Linked DNA regions of Homo sapiens: region 2 is linked to region 1. A link is an interaction called in ENCODE POLR2A ChIA-PET data of the cell type or tissue named here. Cell type or tissue: B cell. All regions are shown on one strand. Each heading gives the region's core, and the rest is flanking DNA. Links, peaks and the distances in the headings are about the cores only. Region 1 overlaps LOC124903679 (a long non-coding RNA gene). Region 2 holds the start of BCKDK (branched chain keto acid dehydrogenase kinase).

Region 1 (11,259 bases), core at 1,555-9,554:
CCTGACCTCAGGTGATCCACCCACCTCTGCCTCCTAAAGTTCTGGGATTACAAGGGCCAGGTGCAGTGGCTCATGCTTGTAATTCCAGCACTTTGGGAGGCTGAGGAGGGTGGATCACGAGGTCAGGAGTTTGAGACCAGTCTAGCCAACATGGTGAAACCCCATCTCTACTGAAAATACAAAAATTAGCTGGGCGTGGAGGCATACACCTGTAATCCCAGCTACTCAGGAGGCTGAGGCAGGAGAATAGCTTGAACCCAGGAGGCAGAGGTTGCAGTGAGCCGAGATCGTGCCATTGCACTCCCGCCTGGGTAACAGGGCAAGACTCTGTCTCAAAAAAAAAAAAAGTTCTGGGGATTACAGATGTGAGCCACCATGCCAAGCCTTATTTTATTTTATTTTATTTTATTTTATTTATTTATTTATTTATTTGAGACAGAGTCTCACTTTGTCGCCAGGCTGGAGTGCAGTGGCACGGTCTCGGCTCACTGCAACCTCCGCCTCCTGGGTTCAAGCAGTTCTCTGCCCCAGCCTCCCAAGTAGCTGGCATTACAGGCATCCGCCACCACGCCCAGCTAATTTTTTGTATTTTTAGTAGAGACGGGGTTTCACCGTGTTAGCCAGGATGGTCTCGATCTCCTGACCTCGTGATCCGCCCACCTCGGCCCCCCAAAGTGCTGGGATTACAGGCGTGAGCCACCGCGCCCGGCTATTTTATTTTTTTAAGGCAGAGTCTCGCTGTGTCGCCCAGTCTGGGATGCAGTGGCATGATCTCAGCTCACTGCAACCTCTGTGTCCCGGGTTCAAGTGATTCTCCTGCCTCAGCCTTCCAAGTAGCTAGGATTACAGGCATGTGCCACCACACCCGGCTAATTTTTGTATTTTTAGTAGAGATGGGGTTTCAACATGTTGGTCAGGCTGGTCTCGAACTTCTGACCTCAGGTGATCCACCTGCCTCGGCCTCCCAAAGTGCTGGGATTACAGGGGTGAGCCACTGAGCCCAGCCGAAGGTGGACTTTTAATAAAGTCATAAAGAAAGTAGATGTTTAGGCCAGGCACGGTGGCTCATGCCTGTAATCCCAGCACTTTGGGAGGCCAAGACAGGTGGATTGCTTGAGCTCAGGAGTTTGAGATCAGCCCGGGCAACATAGTGAGACCCCCGTCTCTACTAAAAGTACAAAAAAAAATAGCCAGGCATGATGATGTGCTCTTGTGGTCCCAGCTAATTGGGAGGCTGAGGTGCGAGGATTACTTATCCCCAGGAGGCAGAGGTTGCAGTGAGCTGAGATTGTGCCATTGCACTCCAGCCTGGGTGACATAGTGAGACCCTGTCTCAAAAACAAAGCAAAAAAAAAAAAAAAAAAAAGGAAGTAGATGTTTAATTCACAGCTGTGTAAATAAACTATTAAAATGATGCTCCCAGCCAGGTGAAGTGGCTCACACCTGTAATCCCAGCACTTTGGGAGGCCAAAGCGGGCGGATCATGAGTTCAGGAGATGGAGACCATCCTGGCTAACAGGGTGAAACCCTGTCTCTACTGAAAATACAAAAACTTAGCCGGGCATGGTGGCACGCACCTGTAGTCCCAGCTACTTGGGAGGCCGAGGCAGGAGAATAGCTTGAACCCGGGAGGCAGAGGTTGCAGTGAGCCGAGATCATGCCACTGCACTCCAGCCTGAGCAACAGAGTGAGACTCCATCTCAAAAAAAATAAAATAAAATTATGCTCCCTCCAAAATCACTTCCAGAAGTAAGACAGCCATGAAAAAAGCTACTCAAACACTTGAAGTCCAGAAGGGAAAAATATAACAAAATATTAAGGAATCTTTTCCTTTTCAAAGTTGTCTTTTGTTCTTATCTAGTTTGCTCTAGGAAGTTTCTCCCTTTTCCAATCTCCAGCAAGACTCACCTGTCTTCTGCCTTTTCTGTTCTCCCCTTCTCTATCCCAACTCCATCCTGGGTAGCCAAGAAATTAGGTGGCAGCCAAGGCGGGCGTGCAGGAGATCAGGGGAGCTGGCATGCTTCCTTCCACCGAGTGGAGCTGGGTAGAGTGTAAAGTGGTGGCTGAGTGGGAGATGGGGACGCTGTGGGGGGACACACTTGGAGATTTGGAAGACATCTGCAGGAGCAGATGGCCGAGAACCGCACCCCAGATCTCCCCAGAGTGAAAGGATGTAGCCACACAGAACCTAGGGAAGAAACACAGGCACATATTGGTTGGTTTTGTTTTACTTTTTGGTGTGCCTCTTTTGATGTAACAGCTTTATTGAGATGTAATTCACATATCATACACTTCATCTAGTTTTTTTTTTGTTTTGTTTTTGTTTTTTTAAGACAGAGGCTCGCTCTGTCACCTGGGCTTCAGTGCAATGGTGCGATCTCGGCTCACTGCAACCTCCACCTACTGGGTTCAAGTGATTCTCCTGCCTCAGCCTCCCAAGTAGCTGGAATTACAGGTGCATGCCACCACGCCCAGCTAATTTTTTTTTTTTTTTTTTTTTGAGACAGAGTCTCAGTCTGTTGCCCAGGCTAGAGTGCAGTGGTGCAATCTCGGCCCACTGCAACCTCCACCTCCTGGGTTCAAGCAGTTCTCCTGCCTCAGTCTTCCTAGTAGCTGGGATTACAGGCACCTGCCACCACACTCAGCTAATTTTTGTATTTTAGTACAAAACTCTTGACCTCAGGTGATCTGCCCGCCTCAGCCTCCCAAAGTGCTGGGATTATAGGCATGAGCCACTGCGCCTGACAAATTTTTTGTATTTTTAGTAAAGATGGGGTTTCACCATGTTGACCAGGCTGGTTTCCAACTCCTGGCCTCAAGTGATCCACCTGCCTCGGCCTCCCAAAGTGCTGGATGGAGTTTTGCTGTGTTGCCCAAGCTGGTCTCAAACTCCTGGGCTCAAGCAATTTTCACCCCCTCAGCATCCTGAGTAGCTGGGACTGCCTCAAAAAAAAAAAAAAAAAAAAAGATTACAAAGGTCAGTTTGGAACATTAGGGTAGGGGTTAGAAGCTCTTCTGGAGGGGACAATGGGGCAGTGGTGATAGATGAAAAAGCAGAAGAGAGAGATAACTCACTTCTGTTTTATTTTTTATTGCTCTATTTTTGCTTTGTAAGTCACCACGAATGTAGGCAGGATAGAAATCCTAAGTACACCAAAGTGGGAAGTGCTACAAATTAAATTGTTTGCTTTTATTCCTGTGGATAATTTTCTTTCTCTGTTTTAACATATTTATGCCTTCTATTTCCTAACACTTTGTAAAGGAACTGATTATGAAATCAGAAAACCTGGGTTTTTCCTCCTAATGTGACTTAGCTGCTGTCAAAGTTTCCTCATCTGCAAAATGAGGGGGTTAGAGTACAATGGACATTCCATTATCCTCTCCAGCATCATCCCCTTAGTGCAGGCAGGCACTCTTTCAGGGATCTGTTGACAGTCCCTATTTTATTTTTAGGTGCCAACCCAGCCTTTCCCCTCCTTTTCTAGAATTTTTGTGTACAGAAAGTGAAGGTGGGGCTGGGCACCATAGTGAGACCCCGTCTCTCCAAAAAAAAAAGCCGGGCATTGTGGTGTGTGCCTGTGGTTCCAGCTACTTGGGAGGCTGAGGCGGGAGGATTGCTTGAGCCCAGGAGTTGGAGGCTGCAGCCAACTAGGATTGTGCCACTGCACTCCAGCCTGGGCGACAGAGTGAGACCCTGTATTAAAAAAAAAAGAAAAGAGGGCCAGGCACAGTGGCTCATGCCTGTAATCCCAGCACTTTGGGAGGCCGAGGTGGGTGGATACCTGAAGTCAGGAGTTCAAGACCAGCCTGACCAACGCGGTGAAACACCGTCTCTACTAAAAATACAAAAATTAGCTGGATGTGGTGGTGCATGCCTATAATTCCAGCTACTCAGGAGGCTGAGGCAGGAGAATCGCTTGAACCCATGAGGTGGAGGTTGCAGTGAGCTGAGATCGCACCACTGCAATCCACCCTGGGCGACAGAGCGAGACTCAGTCTCAAAAAAAAAGAAAAGAAGGTGAAGGTGGCTAAATAGCATAACATGTCAGAGATTTACGTGTCAGAGATTTAACATGTCAGAGATTTCCACATGTTATCAAGTCTGTTTCATGGCTAAGAACTGGAAGGGACCTTTGAGGACATCTAACCCTCATAGGACTTAACAATAGGATGAGGAAACAAGCTCAGAAATAGGCTATAACTTGCCCAAGGCCACTCAGAGAGGGAATGCCAGAGCCAGGGCCAGCTCTCAACTTCAGGCCAGAGAAGCCCAGGGTCTTCCATGAGAAATAGGGCCTGTCAGACTGGACAGGCTCCTTGGAGGTGGTCCAGTGAGTCCAATCCCTTTTTTTGCTGCGGCTTAGACGAGGGGCCGCTGAGGATTCTCCGAATTCGCTGGATCTGGACCCAGACTTCCGGGTCCACAGTGCAGCCTGAATGATCAACAGGGGAACGTGCGTTCGCCAGGGTCCCCGGGGGCAGAGGCACCTCTCCCTGGGCGGGGCCGGGGAGATTACGCAACACGGGTCTTAGTTGTCTGGGCCGCTGGGGTCGCCTCCACGGGCAGGAGCCACGGCCAGGACGTGCAGGCCGCCCCCTGCTGGTCCGTTTCGGAACCGGGCGGGTGGCCGCGGCGCTGCCCGGGTTGGGGGCATGGCTTTACAACGGTGAGCCAATCCCAGGCCGCACCGTGGATGGGGCGGGCGTTCACTTCTCCTCCCAGTCCTTTGGTTCTCTCCGCGGCGGAAGCTGTGCGGCGACCTAGCAACCGTCCTTGCCGACCCTCCCGCCGGTGACGTGGCTGCGACCCACCCTTCTTGCCATAGCCCTTTGGAAAGCGAAGGTCCCTTCAGGGCCAAAAGGACAGGGAGGTTTTTTCCTTCCTTCCTTCCCTCCCTCCTTCCCTCCTTCCCTTTCTTTCTTTCCTTTCTTTTTCTTTCTTTTCACAGAGTCTGACTTAATCACCCACGCTGCAGTGTAGTATGATCTGCTCACTGAAGCCTCTGCCTCCCGGGTTCAAGCGATTCTCCCAACTCAGCCTCCCAAGTAGCTGTACAGGTGTGCACCGCCACACCCAGCTAAATTTTGCATTTGTAGTAGATATGGGGTTTCATCATGCTGGCCAAGATGGTCTAAAGTGATCCGCCCGCCTCGGCCTCCCAAAGTGCTGGGATTACCGGCGGGAGCCACCGCTCCCGTCCAGGACAGGGATTTTGGTTGGTTGGTTGGATGGAGCCTTACAGTTTGGATGTGGTGAGCATGAAATGCATACGTTCAAGAAGCTGAGCCGACAAAGGGCTTACTCTAGGTGGACTGAAAATTCGATGTTTCCAATTCAAAACATCTGCTCTCCGAGGTGTGGGTGAAGGTATGGGGGGTCCAAAAATGTCCGAGTCCCACCACCTGATGTTGTTAGTTACACTTCTTTTTTTGTTTTGAGATGGAATTTTGCTCTTGTTGCCCAGGCTGGAGTGCAGTGGCGCGATTTCAACTCACCACAACCTCCGCCTCCTGGGTTCAAGCGATTCTTCTGCCTCAGCCTCCCGAGTAGCTGGGATTACAGGCATGTGCCATCACACCAGCTAATTTTTGTATTTTTAGTAGAGACGGGGTTTCTCCATGTTGGTCAGTCTGGTCTCGAACTCTTGACCTCAGGTGATCCGCCCGCCTTGGCCTCCCAAAGTGCTGGGATTACAGGTGTGAGCCACCACACCTGGCCTAATTTTTGTGTTTTTAGTAGAGATAGGTTTTCGCCATGTTGGCCAGGCTGGTCTCAAACTCACCTCAGGTGATCCGCCTGCCTCGGCCTCTCAAAGTGCTGGGATTACAAGCATGAGCCACCACGCCTGGCCCACGCTTGGCTAATTTTTGTTTGTTTGCTTGTGTTTTAGAGATGGGGTTTTGCCACATTGCCCAGGCTGGTTTCAAACTCCTGAGCTCAAGTGATCTGCCTGCCTCAGCCTCCCAAAGTGCTGGGATTACCGGCATGAGACACCATGCTTGACCGGTTTTATCACAGTTTTTAAAAAGTAATAATATAGTAGGCCAGGCATGGTGGCTCATGCCTGTAATCCCAGCACTTTGGGAGGCTGAGGCAGGCAGATCACCTGAGGTTGGGAGTTCAAGACGAGCCTGACCAACATGGAGAAAACCCGTCTTTACTAAAATACAAAAATTAGCTGGGTGTGGTGGTGCACACCTGTAATCCCAGCTACTCGGGAAGCTGAGGCAGGAGAATGGCTTGAACCCAGGAGTCATTGGTTGTGGTGAGCTGAGATCGTGCCATTGCACTCCAGCCTGGGCAACAAGAGTGAAACTCCATTAAAAAAAAAAATTAGCCGGGCACGGTGGCTCACGCCTGTAATCCCAGCACTTTGGGAGGCCGAGGCGGGCGAATCACAAGGTCAGGAGATTGAGACCATCCTGGCTAACACGGTGAAACCCTGTCTCTACTAAAAATACAAAAAAATTAGCCGGCATGGTGGTGGACTCCTGTAGTCTCAGCTACTTGGGAGGCTGAGGCAGGAGAATGGCGTGAACCTGGGAGGTGGAGCTTGCAGTGAGCCGAGATTGTGCCACTGCACTCCAGCCTGGGCGACAGAGCAAGACTCCATCTAAAAAAAAAAAAAGTTAATATAGTAAACAAAAACCCATTGAATTGTGCACTTTAGATGGGTGAATTATATGGTATGTGAATTATATCTCAATAAAGCTGTTTCAGAAAGTTGTGGGGTTTTTTTTCTTTTGAGACAGGGTCTCGCTGTGTTGCCCAGGCTAGAGTGCAGTGGAGTGATCTTAGCTCACTGCAACCTCCACCTCCCGGGCTCAAGTGATTCTGGTGCCTCAGCCTATGTTTCAGAAAGTTTTAAATTTGGATTAAGTTCAATGTGTCACTTTTTCCTTTTATGAATTATGCTTTAGGTATCAAGAACTCTGTATAACATTAGAACCTTAAGATACTCTTCTGTTTTTTTCTGAAAGTTTTATAGTTTTTACATTTTACATTTAAGTTTGTAACTCATTTGGAGTTAATTTTTGTGTACGGGTTTTTAGGGTTTTGTGTTTTTGTCTATGGATGTCTAATTACTCTAACACCACCTGTTGAAAAGCACCACTGAATTGCCTTTGGTTTTTTAATTTTGTTTTGTTGGTTTGTTGGTTTGTTTGTTTGTTTTTGAGATGGAGTCTCATCTGTCACCCTGGATGGAGTGCAGTGGTGAGATCTCGGCTCACTACAACCTCTGCCTCCCAGGTTCAAGCAATTCTCCTGTCTCAGCCTCCCAAGCAGCTGGGACCACAGACAGGCACCACCATGCCCGGCTAATTTTTTTTTTTTTTTTTTTTTGAGACAGAGTTTCGCTCTTGTTGCCCAGGCTGGAGTGCAATGGTGCAATCTCGGCTCACTGCAGCCTGCGCCTCCTGGGTTCAAGTGATTCTCCCGCCTCAGCCTGCTAAGTAGCTGGGATTACAGGCATGTGCCACCATGCCCGGCTAATTTTGTATATTTAGTAGAGACAGGGTTTCTCCATGTTGGTCAGGCTGGTCTCCGACTCCTGACCTCATGTGATCTGCCTGCCTTGGCCTCCCAAAGTGCTGGGATTACAGGTGTGAGCCACTGCACCCGGCCATTTTTTTGTATTTTATTTTTATTTTTTGTAGACGGAGTCTCGCTCTGTCACCCAGGCTGGAGTGCAGTGGCACGATCTCGGCTCACTGCAACCTCCGCCTCCCAAGTTCAAGCTTCTGCCTCAGCCTCCCAAGTAGCTCCCAAGTAGGCACCCACCACTACACCTAGCTAATTTTTTGTATTTTTAGTAGAGACAGGGTTTCACTATGTTGGCCAGGCTGGTCTCGAACTCCTGACTTCAGGCGATCCACCCGGCTCAGCCTCCCAAAGTGCTGGGATTCCAGGCATGAGCCACTGCACCTGGCTGCTTTTGCAACTTTGTAAGAAATCAGTTGGAAATATATATATGGGTCTGCTTCTAGGCTCTCTATTCTGTTCCAGTGATTTATTCTTCTGCCAATAGAGTCTTGATTACTCTAGCTATATAATAAGTTTTTAATCTAGTGATGATTCTTTTTATTTTATTCTTCTTTTTCAAAATTGTTTTAGCTATTCTAGTTTCCTCTCCTTTTCATATAAATTTTAGAATAATCTTGTCTATATTTACAAAGAAATCTCGCTGGGGCTGGGTGCAGTGGTTCACGCCTGTAATCCCAACACTTGGAGAGGCTGAAGTGGGCTGATCCCTTGATGCCAGGAGTTCGATAGCAGCCTGGGCAACATGGCAAAACCCTGTCTCTACTAAAAATACAAAAATTAGCTGGGCGTGGTGGTATACGCCTGTAATCCCAGTTACTTGGAAGGCTGAGGCAGGAGAATTGCTTGAACCCGGGAGGCGGAGGTTGCAGTGAGCCGAGATCTCACCACTGCACTCCAGCCTGGGCAACAGAGCAATACTCTGTCTAAAAAACAAAAACAAGGCTTGTCGCGATGGCTCATGCCTGTAATCCCAGCACTTTGGGAGGCTGAGGTAGGCGGATCACAAGGTCAGGAGTTCGAGACCAGCCTGACCAACATGGTGAAACCCCGTCTCTACTAAAAATACAAAAATTAGCCACATGTAGTGGCGGGTGCCTGTAACCCCAGCTACTCAGGAGGCTGAGGCAGGAGAACTGCCTGAACCCGGGAGGCGGAGGTTGTAGTGAGCTGAGATTGCGCCACTGTACTCCAGCCTGGGTGACAGAGGGAGACTCCATCTAAAAATAAATAAATAAATACATAAATTTAAAAAATAAAAACAAACAAACCAACACAAAACCCACAAGGAAACCTTGCTGGGATTTTAATAGACATTTTATTAAACTTGTATAACAATTTGGGGGAGAATTAATATCTTTACTATAGTGAGTCTTCTGATCCATGAACGTAGTATGTCTCTCCATTTATACAGATCTTTGATTTCTTTTATTAGTGTTGTGTACTTTTCAGCATAGAAGTCCTATACATATTTTATTAGATTTACACTTACATATTTCCTTTTTCTTGTTTTGAGAGACTGTAAGTCATATTATATTTTTATTTCTTTTCTTTTCTTTTCTTTTCTTTTTTTTTGGAGACAGTTTAGCCAGGCTACAGTGCAGTGGGGCGATCTCAGCTCACTGCAACCTCCACCTCCTGGGTTCTAGAAATTCTTGTGCCTCCCAAGTAGCTGGGACTACAGGCATGTGCCACCACACCTGGCTAATTTTTGCATTTTTAGTAGAGATGGAGTTTTGCCATGTTGGCCAGGCTAGTCTTGAACTCCTGACCTCAGGTGGTCTGCCCACCTTGGCCTCCCAAAATGTTGGGATTACAGGAGTGAGCCACCACGCCCAGCCACCACGCCCGGCCAATGTTTGTATTTTTAGTAGAGATGAGGTTTCACTATATTGGTCAGGCTGGTCTCAAACTCCTGACCTCAAGCGATCTGCCCGCCTCGGCCTCCCAAAGTGCTGGGATTACATGTGTGCGACACCATGCCTGGCACATATTATATTTTTCATTTCAGTGTCCACCTGTTCATTGTTAGCGTATAGAAATGTAATTGATATTTCCAATCTATGTCTTGTACACTGAGACCTTGCTGAACTCATTAGTTCCAGGAGTTTTTTGGTAGATTCCTTCATATTTTCTCTGTAGACAATCATGTCATCTCCAAATAGTGAGTTTTATTTCTTCCTTTCCAATCTGCATGCCTTTTATTTTCTTCTCTTGCCCTCTTGCACTGGCTAGATCTTCCAGCACTTTGTTGAATAAGAATAATAAGAATGGAAATCCCTTACATTTTATTTTCCAGTTGTCACTAATGGTACACAAAATTTACAGCTGAAAAACTGCAACTGATTTTTGTATATTGAACTTGTATCCTAGACAGAGCTAAATTCATTTATTAGTTGTAGTAGTTAGTTTTTTGGGTTTTTATTATTTTTTTTGAGATGGAGTCTCACTCTATCACCTAGGCTGGAATGCAGTGGCGTGATCTCAGCTCACTGCAACCTCCGCCTCTGTGGTTCAAGTGATTCTCCTGCCTCAGCCTCCCGAGTAGCTGGGACTACAGGTGCGTGCCACCACCCCCAGCTAATTTTTGTATTTTTAGTAAAGACAGCATTTCACCATGTTCGCCAGGATGCTTTCAAGCTCTTGACCTTGTGATCTGCCCGCCTTGGCCTCCCAAAGTGCAGGGATTACAGGTGTGAGCCATTGTACCCGGCCTAGTTTTTAAAAAATATATATCCTTTCCATCAGATAAAGAAATTCTATTTATTGTTTTTAATTTGTTAATATATTTTTAATTTCTTTTTATTTTTTATTTTTATTTTTGTAGATAGAGATGGGGTCTTATGGGGTCTTGCTCTGTTGACCAGGCTGGTCTTGATCTCCTGGTCTCAAGTGATCCTCCTGTCTTGGCCTTCCAAAGTGCTGGAATTACAGGCATGAGCCACCATGCCCATATATATACATATGGGCATATATATATATATATATATATATATATATATATATATATACATACACACACACACACACATATGGGCATATATATATATATATATATATACACACACACACACACACATGGGCATATATATATATACACATATGGGCATATATATATATAATTTCGTATCCACTGGAAGTTTTATTTCTTTAGGGTTCTATCCCAATCAGTCACTTAAAAACCAAGTAACACAGACCTGAGGGGTGAGAGGTGGGGACTGCACCTCCCTCCTACTCATTGTGGACAGCAGAGGAGAAGAGAGAGGAGCAGGAGAGGTGGCTGACGCCAGGCAGCAGCAGCAGTGATGGGGCCACGACGTCACAGAGCAAGCTCCATCCTCCCCCAGACCCTAGCTGGAGCTCCTGTGGGTTGGGGTGGGCAGTGGGGAGAACCCACCCCAGGCCCTCCCCATCCCTTCCCCAGACAGTCTCCTTGTGGGCTCAACCAATGTCTTCTGGCAGGAGCCTGAGGCACACGGAGAGGAGGAAGTGGAAGAGGAGGACGGGAGAGGCACGGTGGTGGCAGGAATGAAGGCAGAGGTGGGAGGCTGGCCAGGGCCACTCCACCCCACGCCCACCCCGGAGAGGGCCGAGGAAGCCACCATCACGCAGCGTGTCACGGGGACCAGGCGGGGTTTAAGGCTGAGGGCTCGGGGCGGGCAGGGCCTCCGGCCTCAGTCAAAGCCGTGCCAGTGGCTGTGCTGCGAGTCTTATTC
Region 2 (11,259 bases), core at 2,052-10,051, 290 kb after region 1:
TGAGCCACCACCACACCTGGCCTAATTTGCTGATTTTTATTTATTTTTTATTATTTATCTTAATTTTTATTTTGAGACAGAGTCTTGCTCTGTCATCCAGGCTGGAGTACGGTGGTGCAATCTCAGCTCACTGCAACCTCCCCCTCTCGGGTTCAAGCAATTCTTGTGCCTCAACCTCCCAAGTAGCTGGGATTATAGGTGCTGGCCACCACGCCTGACTAATTATTGTAATTTTTTTTTTTTTTAGTAGAGACGGGATTTCACCATGTTGGCCAGGCTGGTCTTGAACTCCTGACCTCAAGTGATCCACCTGCCTCAGCCTCTCAAAGTATGGGGATTACGGGTGTGAGCCGCCGTGCCTGGCCCAATTTTTGTATTTTCAGTGGAGATGGGGTTTTGCCATGTTGGCCAGGCTGGTCTGGAACTCCTGACCTCAGGTGACCCGCCTGCCTCCGCCTCTCAAAGTGCTGGGATTACAGGCATAAGCCACCATGCCTGGCCCACAGGGGTCCTTAAAAAATGAAGGAGGATGGCAGAAGAAAGTCAGAGGGAGATGTGAGTAAAGAAAAAAGACACAGAGAGCTGCAATGTTTCTGGTTTGAAGATGGAGGAAGGGGATTGTGAGCTAATAAATACGGGTGGCCTCTAAAGGCAAGAAAGGGTAAAGAACTGGATTCTCACTCTAGAGTCACCGGGAAGGAACTATCAACATCTTGATTTCAGCCCAGTGAGACTCTGTCAGACTTCTAAGCTACAGAACTGTAAGATAAATTTGTGTTGTTTTACATCATTAAATGTGCAGTAACTTGTTACAGCAGCAATTAGAAATGAATACAGAGGACTGGGCATTAGGCCTGTATCTCAGCTTTCTCTGATCTCCTGGTGTGTTCCTGTTATTTATTGTTGGTTTCCCCCAGAATGAGTGATCTAAGAGGAAGCAAAATAGAAGCCGCAATCTCTTTATGACTTAGCCTCAGAAGACACACACTGGGGCCAGGTGCAGTGGCTTATGCCTATAATCCCAGCACTTTGGGAGGCTGAGGCAGGAGGACCACTTGAGCCCAGGAGTTTGAGACACCCTGGACAACACAGGGAGACCCTCACTCTATAAAAAATAAACAAAATTAGCCAGGTGTGGTGGTGCACACCTGTAGTCCCAGAACTTTGGGAGGCTGAGACAAGACAATGACTTGAGCCCAGGAGTTTGAGACAGGTCTGGACAACGTGGTAAGACTCTGTCTTTATAAACATTTTTAAAATTAGGCGGGGCATGGTGGCTCATGCCTGTAATCCCAGCAATTTGGGAGGCTGAGGTGGGTGGATCACCTGAGGTCAGGAGTTTAAGACAAGCTTGGCCAACATGGCGAAACCTCGTCTCTACTAAAAATACAAAAATTAGCCGGGCATGGTGGTGGGTGCCTGTAATCCCAGCTACTCAGGAGGCTGAGGCAGGAGAATCATTTGAACCCGGGAGGTGGAAGTTGTAGTGAGCCGAGATTGCCTTCCTCACTCCAAGAGTTATAAAAGATTTTGACCATATTTTCTTCTAGCATTTAATCAATTAATTAATTAATGTGAGACAGTCCCACTCTGCTGCCCAGGCTGAAATGCAGTGGTGCAATCTCGGCTCACTGCAACCTCTGCCTCCCGGATTCAAGTGATTCTCCTGCCTTAGCCTCCTGAGTAGCTGTGATTACAGGCACCAGCCACTATGCGTGGCTGATTTTTGTGTTTTTAGTAGAGACGGGGTTTCACCATATTGGCCAGGCTGGTCTCAAACTCCTGACCTCATGATCCGCCCTCCTTGGCTTCCTAAAGTGCTGGGATTACAGGCGTGAGCCACTGTGCCTGGCCTTTTTCTTTCTTTTTTTTTTTTTTTCATTAGAGATGAGTTGTTGTTATGTTGCCTCTAACTCCTGGGCTCAAGCAGTTCTCCCACCCTGGCTTCCCAAAGTGCTGCTGGGATTACAGGAGTGAGCCACTGCCCCCAGCCTCTGACAGTTTTTGTGCACTAGGAATTTGGGAAGACAATTTTACCTGGCTATTTCTGGCTCATACAATTGCAGTCAGATGGTGGCTAAAGCTGGAACAATAAGCAGCTAAAACAGCTGAAAGATAACCTAGCATTCTCTCTCCCTTTCTCTGAGTAGTCTCCGAACCTATCTATGTTGTCCTCTGCATGGGCTAGCTTGGGCTTCCTCACAGCATGGCAGCCTTAAGGCTTTAATAGTCAGCTTCCAAAATGGTCCTCAGTGATTCCTGCTTCCTGGTATTGATACCATTGTGAAGTCTCTTCTCACATTGAAAGGGGCTGAACTGGCCCATTGGGATAATGCAGAAATGACAGTGTGTGACTTTAGAGGCTAAATCATGAAGATATTGTGGCTTCCATCTTGCTCCTTTGTAGATCACTCATTCTAGACAAAGCCAGCTACCATGATATGAAAGCACTCAAGTAACCCTAGGGAGAGAGGTCTCCTTAGTGAGGAACTGAGGCCCTGTAAGAAACGTGGGTGTGCTGCAGTCAAGTGGGCATAGGCCAAAGTAAACATCCAGAGTGACTCAGTGAGTTTAGAGTGCAGGCATATAGCTCCACTTGTTATCACAGCCGTGTAGCCATAACATGGGAAGGCTCATCACTTGGCTCTGAGCCACTGTTGTCTGTAAAAGGTATAATTGCCCTGCTGACACTGTGCACAGGGCTCGGCCCAACATGGCTTGACATGGGACATGGCTCTTGTGCAGGTGCTTGTACCCAGAGAAAGAGAGAAAGCCAGAGCTGTCCATCTCGGGGAAGCCAAGACACAGCTCAGCTAGCTCATGCCCAGAGGGAGAAAGAGTAAGGCTGTGGGGTGTGGTGGCTCATGCCCATAATCCCAGCACTTTGGGAGGCCAAGGCAGGTGGATCACAAGGTTAGGAGTTTGAGACCAGCCTGGTCAACATGGTGAAACCCCTTCTCAACTAAAAATACAAAAATTAGCTGGCCATGGTGGTGCATGCCTGTAATCCCAGCTACTCAGGAGGCTGAGGCAGGAGAATTGCTTGAACCCAGGAGGCAGAGGTTGCAGTGAGCCGAGATCACACCACTGCACTCCAGCCTGGGCAACAGCGCGAGACTCCATCTCAGGAAAAAAAGAAAAAAGAAAAGAAAAGAAAGAGTGAAGCTGCTGACCCTGAAGGGAGAGCTGGCCACACAGCTGTGTGTGTGTGGGAGCTGCCGGAGTAAGCAGCTGAGACAGAGCAGACAGTGCGAGAGTAAGATGTTGATGATGAGAGAGCTGCTGAATAAAGCCATGTCTCATTTACCTGCTGTCTCTCGAGTGTTCTTCTAGCTCCCTGCCTCACGTCCACTGCTTCCTCTCACACCTCAGCTGGGGCTGGACCCCAACCCTGAGCATGACGGGCCTTCTGTCAACAACCAGCAGTAACCTGCTGGGCATGTGAGGGAGCTACCTTGGAATCAGATTCTGTAAAACAGTCACGCCTTCAGATGACGGTAGCATTGGCCAACATTTTGACTGCACTTCATGAGAGACCCTGAGCCAGAACCCCCTAGATTCCTAACCCAAGGAAACTGTGTGTGATAAGTGTTTATTGTTTTTTTTTTTTTTTTTTTTTTTTGAGAAAGAGTCTCGCTCTATTGCCCAGGCTGGAGCACAGTGGCACAATCTTGGCTCACTGCAAGCTCCGCCTCTCAGGTTCACACCATTCTCCTGAATCAGCCTCCTGAGTAGCTGGGACTACAGGCACCCACCACCACGCCTAGTTAATTTTTTTGTATTTTCAGTAGAGACAGGGTTTCACCGTGTTAGCCAGGATGGTCTCAATCTCCTGACCTCGTGATCCGCCCGCCTCCGCCTCCCAAAATGCTGGGATTACAGGCGTGAGTCACCACACCCGGCCAGTGTTTATTGTTTTAAGATATTGGCTAGGCGCAGTGGTTCACACCTGTAATCCCAGCACTTTGGAAGGCCGAAGTGGGAGGATCACTTGAGCTCAGGAGTTCAAGTTCAAGAACAGCCTGGGCAACATAGTGAGACCTTGTCTCTATTTAAAAAAATGTTTTTAAGATGTTATGTTTGAGCTGGGTATGGTGTGGCTCACGCCTGTAATCCCAGCACTTTGGGAGGCTGAGGTGGGTGGATCACCTGTGGTCAGGAGATGGAGACCAGCCTGGCCAACATAGTGAAACCCCGTCTCTACTAAAAATACAAAAAATTAGCTGGGCATGGTGGTGGGCGCCTGTAATCCCAGCTACTAGGGAGGCTGAGGCAGGAGAATCGCTTGAACCCGGGAGGCAGAGGTTGCAGTGAGCCAAGATCGTGCCATTGCACTCCAGCATGGTGCTATGTTTTGGAGGTAATTTGTTACACAGCAATAAATAATTCGTACAGGGCACCAGCCTGGCCAACATGGAGAAACCCTTCTCTAGTAAAAATTATCCGGGTATGGTGGTGCATGCCTGTAATCCCAGCTACTTGGGAGGCTGAAGCAGGAGAATCCCTTGAACCTGGGAGGTGGAGGCTGCAGTGAGCCAAGATCGCACCACTGCACTCCAGCCTGGGTCACAGAGCAAGACTCTGTCTCAATTTAAAAATAAAATAATAATAATATAGGGCAGTCAGACTGCCCACCTGGCAGCTCAGGACTAGCACATGTGCTCCAGAAAGCCAGGTGGAAGCTACATATTTTATGATCTAAACTCAGAAGTCATATAGCATCTGTTCCACTGTAATCACAAGCCTTCCCAGTTCCAAGGGGAGGGAACATAGACTCCCTCACCTCTTGATACAAGAAGTGTCAAAGTTATATGGTAAGAAGTTGGCCAGGCCCTGCTTGTCTCTGTTGTTCATGCCTGTAATCCCAGCACTTTGGGAAGACGAGGCAGATGGATCACCTGAGGTCAGGAGTTTGAAGCCAGCCTGGCCAACATGGTGAAACCCTATCTCTACAAAAATACAAAAATTAGCTGGGCATGGTGGTATGCACCTGTAATCCCAGCTACTTGGGAGGCCAAGGCACGAGAATTGCTTGAAGCTGGGAGGCAGAAGTTGCAGTGAGCCGAGATTGTGCCACTACACTCTGGCCTGGGTTACAGTGCAAGACTCTGTCTCAAAAAAAAAAAAAAAAAAAAAGAGAGAAGTTGGTTGGGCCCAGTGGCTCACGCCTGTAATCCCAACACTTTGGGAAGCTGAGATGGGAGGATCGCTTCAGGCCAGAAGATCCATCGTTACCAGCCTGAGCAACACAAGGAGATCCCGTCCTTACAAAATTTTTTTAAAAATCAGCTGGGTGTGGTGGCAGGCACCTGTGGTCACAGCTACTCGGGATGCTGAGGTAGGAGGATCGCTTGAGTCAGGGAGGTTGTGGCTGCCGTAAGCCATGAACATGCCATTGCATTCTAGCCTGGGTAACAGAGTGAGACACTGTTTCAGAAAAAATAATAAAATAAAATAAATAATGTTGTAGGACAGGCGTGGGGCTCACGCTTGGAATTTCAGTGCTTTGGGAGACTGAGGCAGGAGGATTGCTTGAGAACAGGAGTTCGAGGCTGCAGTGAGCTGTGATCGCACCACTGCACTCCAGCCTTGGTGACATGAGCGATATCTTGTCTCAATAAATAAATACATACAGTTCTCTTTTACATCGAGTATATGTAAATTTTTAAAAATACATTGAAAGCGCTTAGAAAGCCGCCTGACTCTCCCTCTCCCTCTCCCTCTCCCTCTCCCTCTCCGTCTCCGTCTCCGTCTCCGTCTCCGTCTCCGTCTCCGTCTCCCTCCACGGTCTCCTTCCACGGTCTCCCTCTGATGCCGAGCCAAGGCTGGACGGTGCTGCTGCCATCTCGGCTCACTGCAGCCTCCCTGCCTGATTCTCCTGCCTCAGCCTGCTGAGTGCCTGCGATTGCAGGCGCACGCCGCCACGCCTCACTGGTTTTCGTTTTTTTTTTTGGTGGAGACGGGGTTTTGCTGTGTTGGCCGGGCTGGTCTCCAGCTCCTAGCCGCGAGTGATCCGCCAGCCTCGGCCTCCCGGGGTGCCGGGATTGCGGACGGAGTCTCGTTCACTCAGTGCTCTGTGGTGCCCAGGCTGGAGTGCAGTGGCGTGATCTCGGCTCGCTACAGCCTCCACCTCCCAGCCGCCTGCCTTGGCCCCCCAAAGTGCCGAGATTGCAGCCTCTGCCCAGCCGCCACCCCGTCTGGGAAGTGAGGAGCGTCTCTGCTTGGCCACCCATCGTCTGGGATATGAGGAGCCTCTCTGCCTGGCTGCCCAGTCTGGAAAGTGAGGAGCGTCTCTGCCCGGCCGCCATCCCATCTAGGAAGCGAGGAGCGCCTCTTCCCCGCCGCCTTCCCATCTAGGAAGTGAGGAGCGTCTCTGCCCGGCCGCCCATCGTCTGAGATGTGGGGAGCACCTCTGCCCCGCCGCCCTGTCTGGGATGTGAGGAGCGCCTCTGCTGGCCGCAACCCTATCTGGGAGGTGAGGAGCGTCTCTGCCCGGCCGCCCCGTCTGAGAAGTGAGGAAACCCTCTGCCTGGCAACCGCCCCGTCTGAGAAGTGAGGAGCCCCTCCGTCCGGCAGCCACCCCGTCTGGGAAGTGAGGAGCGTCTCCGCCCGGCAGCCACCCCGTCCGGGAGGGAGGTGGGGGGGGTCAGCCCCCCGCCCGGCCAGCCGCCCCATCCGGGAGGTGAGGGGCTCCTCTGCCCGGCCGCCCCTACTGGGAAGTGAGGAGCCCCTCTGCCTGGCCAGTCGCCCCGTCCAGGAGGGAGGTGGGGGGGTCAGCCCCCCGCCCGGCCAGCCGCCCAGTCCGGGAGGTGAGGGGCGCCTCTGCCCGGCCGCCCCTACTGGGAAGTGAGGAGCCCCTCTGCCCGGCCAGCCGCCCCGTCCGGGAGGGGGGAGGGGGGGTCAGCCCCCTGCCCGGCCAGCCGCCCCGTCCGGGAGGGAGGTGGTGGGGGTCAGCCCCCCGCCCGGCCAGCCGCCCCGTCCGGGAGGTGAGGGGTGCCTCTGCCCGGCCGCCCCTACTGGGAAGTGAGGAGCCCCTCTGCCCGGCCAGCCGCCCCGTCCGGGAGGGAGGTGGGGGGGTCAGCCCCCCGCCCGGCCGGCCGCCCCGTCCGGGAGGTGAGGGGCGCCTCTGCCCCGCCGCCCCTACTGGGAAGTGAGGACCCCTCTGCCCAGCCAGCCGCCCCGTCCGGGAGGGAGGTGGGGGGGTCAGCCCCCCGCCCGGCCAGCCGCCCAGTCCGGGAGGGAGGTGGGGGGATCAGCCCCCCGCCCGGCCAGCCGCCCAGTCCGGGAGGGAGGTGGGGGGATCAGCCCCCCGCCTGGCCAGCCGCCCCGTCCGGGAGGTGAGGGGCGCCTCTGCCCGGCCGCCCCTACTGGGAAGTGAGGAGCCCCTCTGCCCGGCCAGCCGCCCCGTCCGGGAGGGAGGTGGGGGGGTCAGCCCCCCGCCCGGCCAGCCGCCCCGTCCGGGAGGGAAGTGGGGGGGGTCAGCCCCCCGCCCGACCAGCCGCCCCGTCCGGGAGGGAGGTGGGGGGATCAGCCCCCCGCCTGGCCAGCCGCCCCGTCCGGGAGGTGAGGGGCGCCTCTGCCCGGCCGCCCCTACTGGGAAGTGAGGAGCCCCTCTGCCCTGCTTGAAGGCAGCATGCTCGTTAAGAGTCATCACCACTCCCTAATCTTAAGTACCCAGGGACACAAACACTGCGGAAGGCCGCAGGGTCCTCTGCCTAGGAAAACCAGAGACCTTTGTTCACTTGTTTATCTGCTGACCTTCCCTCCACTATTGTCCTATGACCCTGCCAAATCCCCCTCTGCGAGAAACACCCAAGAATGATCAATAAAAAATAAAAATAAAAAAAAAAAAATAAAAAAATAAAAAAAAAAAAAAAGAAAGCCGCCTGACCTGTATACAGTATTCTGAAAAGGGGGTCGCGAGGTGCATGTCCAACCTCCGCCGCCGGGGGCAGCAGCGAGTCCAGGCCGAGCCGGGGCCTAGCGAGCGGGGTCAAATGGGGTGAGGCCTGTGCCAGACCTCTCCACCTCGGTGGCAGCCGCAGCCTCCTCCGCCTGCGGCTCCTGTCCACGCCGCGGCCACGTGAGCGCCAGATTCTGGCGCACAGACCACTGCCAGTCCTTTGCTGCTTTGCGCAGCCTGTCCTCCCCGCCAGGAGCACCCTTCCCGCTCCCTTTTACCACGGGCTCCAGCCGTGGCTGCCTTGGGGCTGCCGCCGCCTGGCTGTACTCCAGGACGTTGGGAAAGAACGGGTGGGAATGGTGTGGGTGGGGGTCAAAGAGGAAACCCAGAGATGCAGGGCGCCCCTTTCCCGTGGTCTGCCCCCAATTGCTCAGGCAGGCCAGTCACGGTGAGGCGTCCTCCCTCCAAGTTTATATTTATTATTATTTATTATTTATTTTTTTCACCTTCAAGTTTATTATTTATTATTTATTTATTTATTTTTGAGACGGAGCCTCTCTCTGTCGCCCAGGCTGGAGTGCATTGGCACGATCTTGGCTCACTGCAACCTCCGCCTCCCGGGTTCAAGCGATTCTTCTGCCTCAGCCTCCCGAGTAGCAGGGATTACAGGTGCATGCCACCACATCCGGCTAATTTTTGTATTTTTAGTAAAGACAGAGTTTCACCATATTGGCCAGGCTGGTCTCGAACTCCTGACCTCAGGTCATCTGCCCGCCTTGGCCTCCCAAAGTGCTGGGATTACAAGCATGAGCCACTGCACCTGGCTAACCTCCAAGTTTAAAGACAGCCGCCAGGCCCAGTGGCTCACTCCTGTAACCCCAACAACTCAGGAGGCTGAGGCCAGGAATTTGAGACCAGCCTGGGCAACATAGCGAGACCCCGGCTCTAAGAAAAATAGGCCAGGCACGGTGGGTTACGTCTGTAATCCCAGCACTTTGGGAGGCTGTGGCAAAAGGATTGCCTGAGGGGGAAAAAATCACCCTGGGGGTAGTGGTGCACACTTACAGTCTCGGCTACTTGAGAGGCTGAGGTGGGAGGATCATTTAAGTCGGAGGCTGCAGTGAGCTACTATGGAGCGACTGTATTACAGCTTGAGCAACAGAGCGAGACCCCATCTCCAAATAAATAAATAAAGATAGCCTCCAAAGATGTCACTTGCTTCACTTAGCACTTTTTATTGAACATATTTAGGAAATATATAACCATGGTAAAGAAAATTGCAATTAGTACAAATACACACTACACACATATGCACGTGCACACACTGAAACGTGTCCCTTCCAGCGCCTCCTGCCTGGATAATTTTTTTTTTTTTTGCAACGGAGTTTTGCTCTTGTTGCCCAGGATGGAGAGCAGTGGCGGGATATCGGCTCACTGCAACCTCCTCCTCCCGGGTTCGAGCGATTCTCCTGCCTCAGCCTCGCGAGTAGCTGGGATTACAGGCGCCAGCCACAACACCCGGCTGATTTTTGTATTTTTAGTAGAGACGGGGTTTTGCCAAGTTGGCCAGGCTGGTCTGGAACTCCTGAGATCCGCCCACCTCGTCCTCTCAAAGTGCTGGGATTACAGGCCTGAGCCACTGCGCCTGGCCTAAAGTAATTGTCTTCTTATTGGTTTCTCTGCCTTTGGTCTCACCAAACGCCCCACTCTAAATCACTGCAGACAAGGGGTTCTGTCTAAGGAGGAGAGCCCACCAGTTAAAACCCTTCAGTAGTTCCTAACTACCCTAGGACAAATGCAGACTTATCCTTCGCTCTCTGCTGCCGCCCCTCTCCTTCCCAGATCCCATATGGCTCCAGCCATATCCTCAGACCATCTGGGCTGTTGTCTGTCCTGCCACACACCCTTCCCACCCCGCTCCCTTGCAAGTCCTACTCAGGCTGCACCTACACAGCTGTCTCAGTTTCTATCTGAGGCTCCCGCAGCCTCCTCTGAAAGTCCTCATCACAGCCAATGATACTGAAACTGTTTTCTTATGCAGGGCACGGAAAGATCTATTCAACTCACTGCCCAATCTCCTCTCCTGGTGCAGAAAAGACACCCAGTCAGCGACTTGCATTATCTGCAGGCATGAGTGAATAATAATAATGCCTAACCCTTATATAGTGCTAATTCCACGCCTGGCACTGTTCTAGGCACTCATATAAATTCATGTAATCCACACAACCCCAAAACTGATGATATCTCTTCATCTTACCAAGCACTGAGCAGTTAAATAACTTGCTCCAGATATTAAGGGGTCGAGCTGGGGTTTGAAGCCTGGTTACCCATAAATGAACCAAGAACTGGAAGGAGGACAAGAGCTCCGAGAAGGAGTCAGGTAGGGCGTGATCTGTGCGCTTTACATCTAAGATCTTCCAGCTCCCAGGGAGCCCGTTTCATAGAGCAGGAGATAGAGGCTGGGAGGGACACGGAGAGCCTCGAGAGCCGTGTGGAGGAAGCGGTGCTGTTTGGGGTCCGGGAGCAAGGGCGTGGCCTGGATGCGCGGGCGCCCGGGACGGCACGTCCTCAGACCAAACTACAACTCCCAGGACCCAGCGGGCGCTGCCGCCCACGCGACGTCACGGCGGCGGAGGGCGCAGGCGGCTGGGCGCCTGGCGAGTGGACTGTTCGAGCCCTTCCGCTGGGACCCGGGCCCTGGCTCCGGCCCCGCGGTAAGTGGGGCGACCCCAGCCTACTCAGTCCGCGGAGGCCCCGCGGCGCACGTCCGCAGCCTCCATCACAGCGCGGGCGCGCAGACGGGGCTGGCATCTACCATATGGGGGGCATCCGGGCCGAACCAAGTGACCCGCGTGGGGGGTCCCGCTGGGGACTCCGTGCCGCACCCTCCCAAGCCGGCCCCAGGGGCCCAGGGCTGGTGTCGCACGTTCGCTGGCCGCGCTCCCAGGGCCCGGGTTTGAAGGCGCTGGGCAGGCAGGGGCAGCCCCGCCCCCTGAGAAGGGTACCCGGGACCCCGGGGCGCTGGGGCGAGGTTTTCGGGCTGGAAGGGTCTGAGGGGCTCCTCCCCCGACAGCCCTCCCACCGCCAGTAGAGCCTCGGGTTGGGGAATAGAAGCCCCCGGGAGGCTAGGTCCTTTGGGCGCGGCCTGTGTGCATCTGGGGAGACGGTGGGAGTGGTGGGGAGAGGTCGCCCGGGTCTGGGGAGACCGATGCACAGGTGGAGAGATGGTGCGGGTTCTGTGGATTCGGATCCTTACAACTTCCTCTTCCCCGCCCCGGTAGATGGGAGCTGCTCTCCGCGGGCTGAGCCTGTCAGCATCCTCGACGCACCCTGGTCCCTGAAGTCGGAGAAGAGCC

Evidence for each region. ChIA-PET counts read pairs that join two places held together with the same protein. Peaks named below come from ENCODE experiments on the same cell type or tissue, not always from the same donor. Only the 100,000 strongest peaks of a DNase experiment are listed, where the experiment ranks them.
Region 2: POLR2A ChIA-PET joins it to region 1 with 13 read pairs; 6 of 35 experiments call an interaction of 5 or more read pairs at or near these places.

What each region holds. Positions count from the first base shown.
Region 1 is chr16:30,809,852-30,821,110 of GRCh38, forward strand. It overlaps LOC124903679 (a long non-coding RNA gene), which reads left to right. Exons shown (of 2, transcript XR_007065052.1): 2 at 11,006-11,259. It also overlaps the pseudogene ADISSPP2. Among named protein-coding and RNA genes, the nearest start is that of ZNF629, 28 kb to the left of the region's middle. RefSeq lists enhancers at 3,293-3,848, 3,849-4,403, 4,274-4,423 and a silencer at 4,444-4,773. In B cell, for the core only: CTCF peaks have their summits at 4,593 (motif pointing left) and 4,799; a DNase peak (open chromatin) is centred at 4,620; H3K4me3 peaks cover 1,237 bases; H3K27ac peaks cover 1,077 bases.
Region 2 is chr16:31,097,863-31,109,121 of GRCh38, forward strand. It overlaps BCKDK (branched chain keto acid dehydrogenase kinase), which reads left to right and starts at 10,524. Exons shown (of 12, transcript NM_005881.4): 1 at 10,524-10,617; 2 at 11,185-11,259. RefSeq lists enhancers at 7,824-8,640, 10,248-11,141, 11,142-11,259 and a silencer at 10,377-10,916. In B cell, for the core only: CTCF peaks have their summits at 7,951 and 8,162; a DNase peak (open chromatin) is centred at 7,979; H3K4me3 peaks cover 12 bases.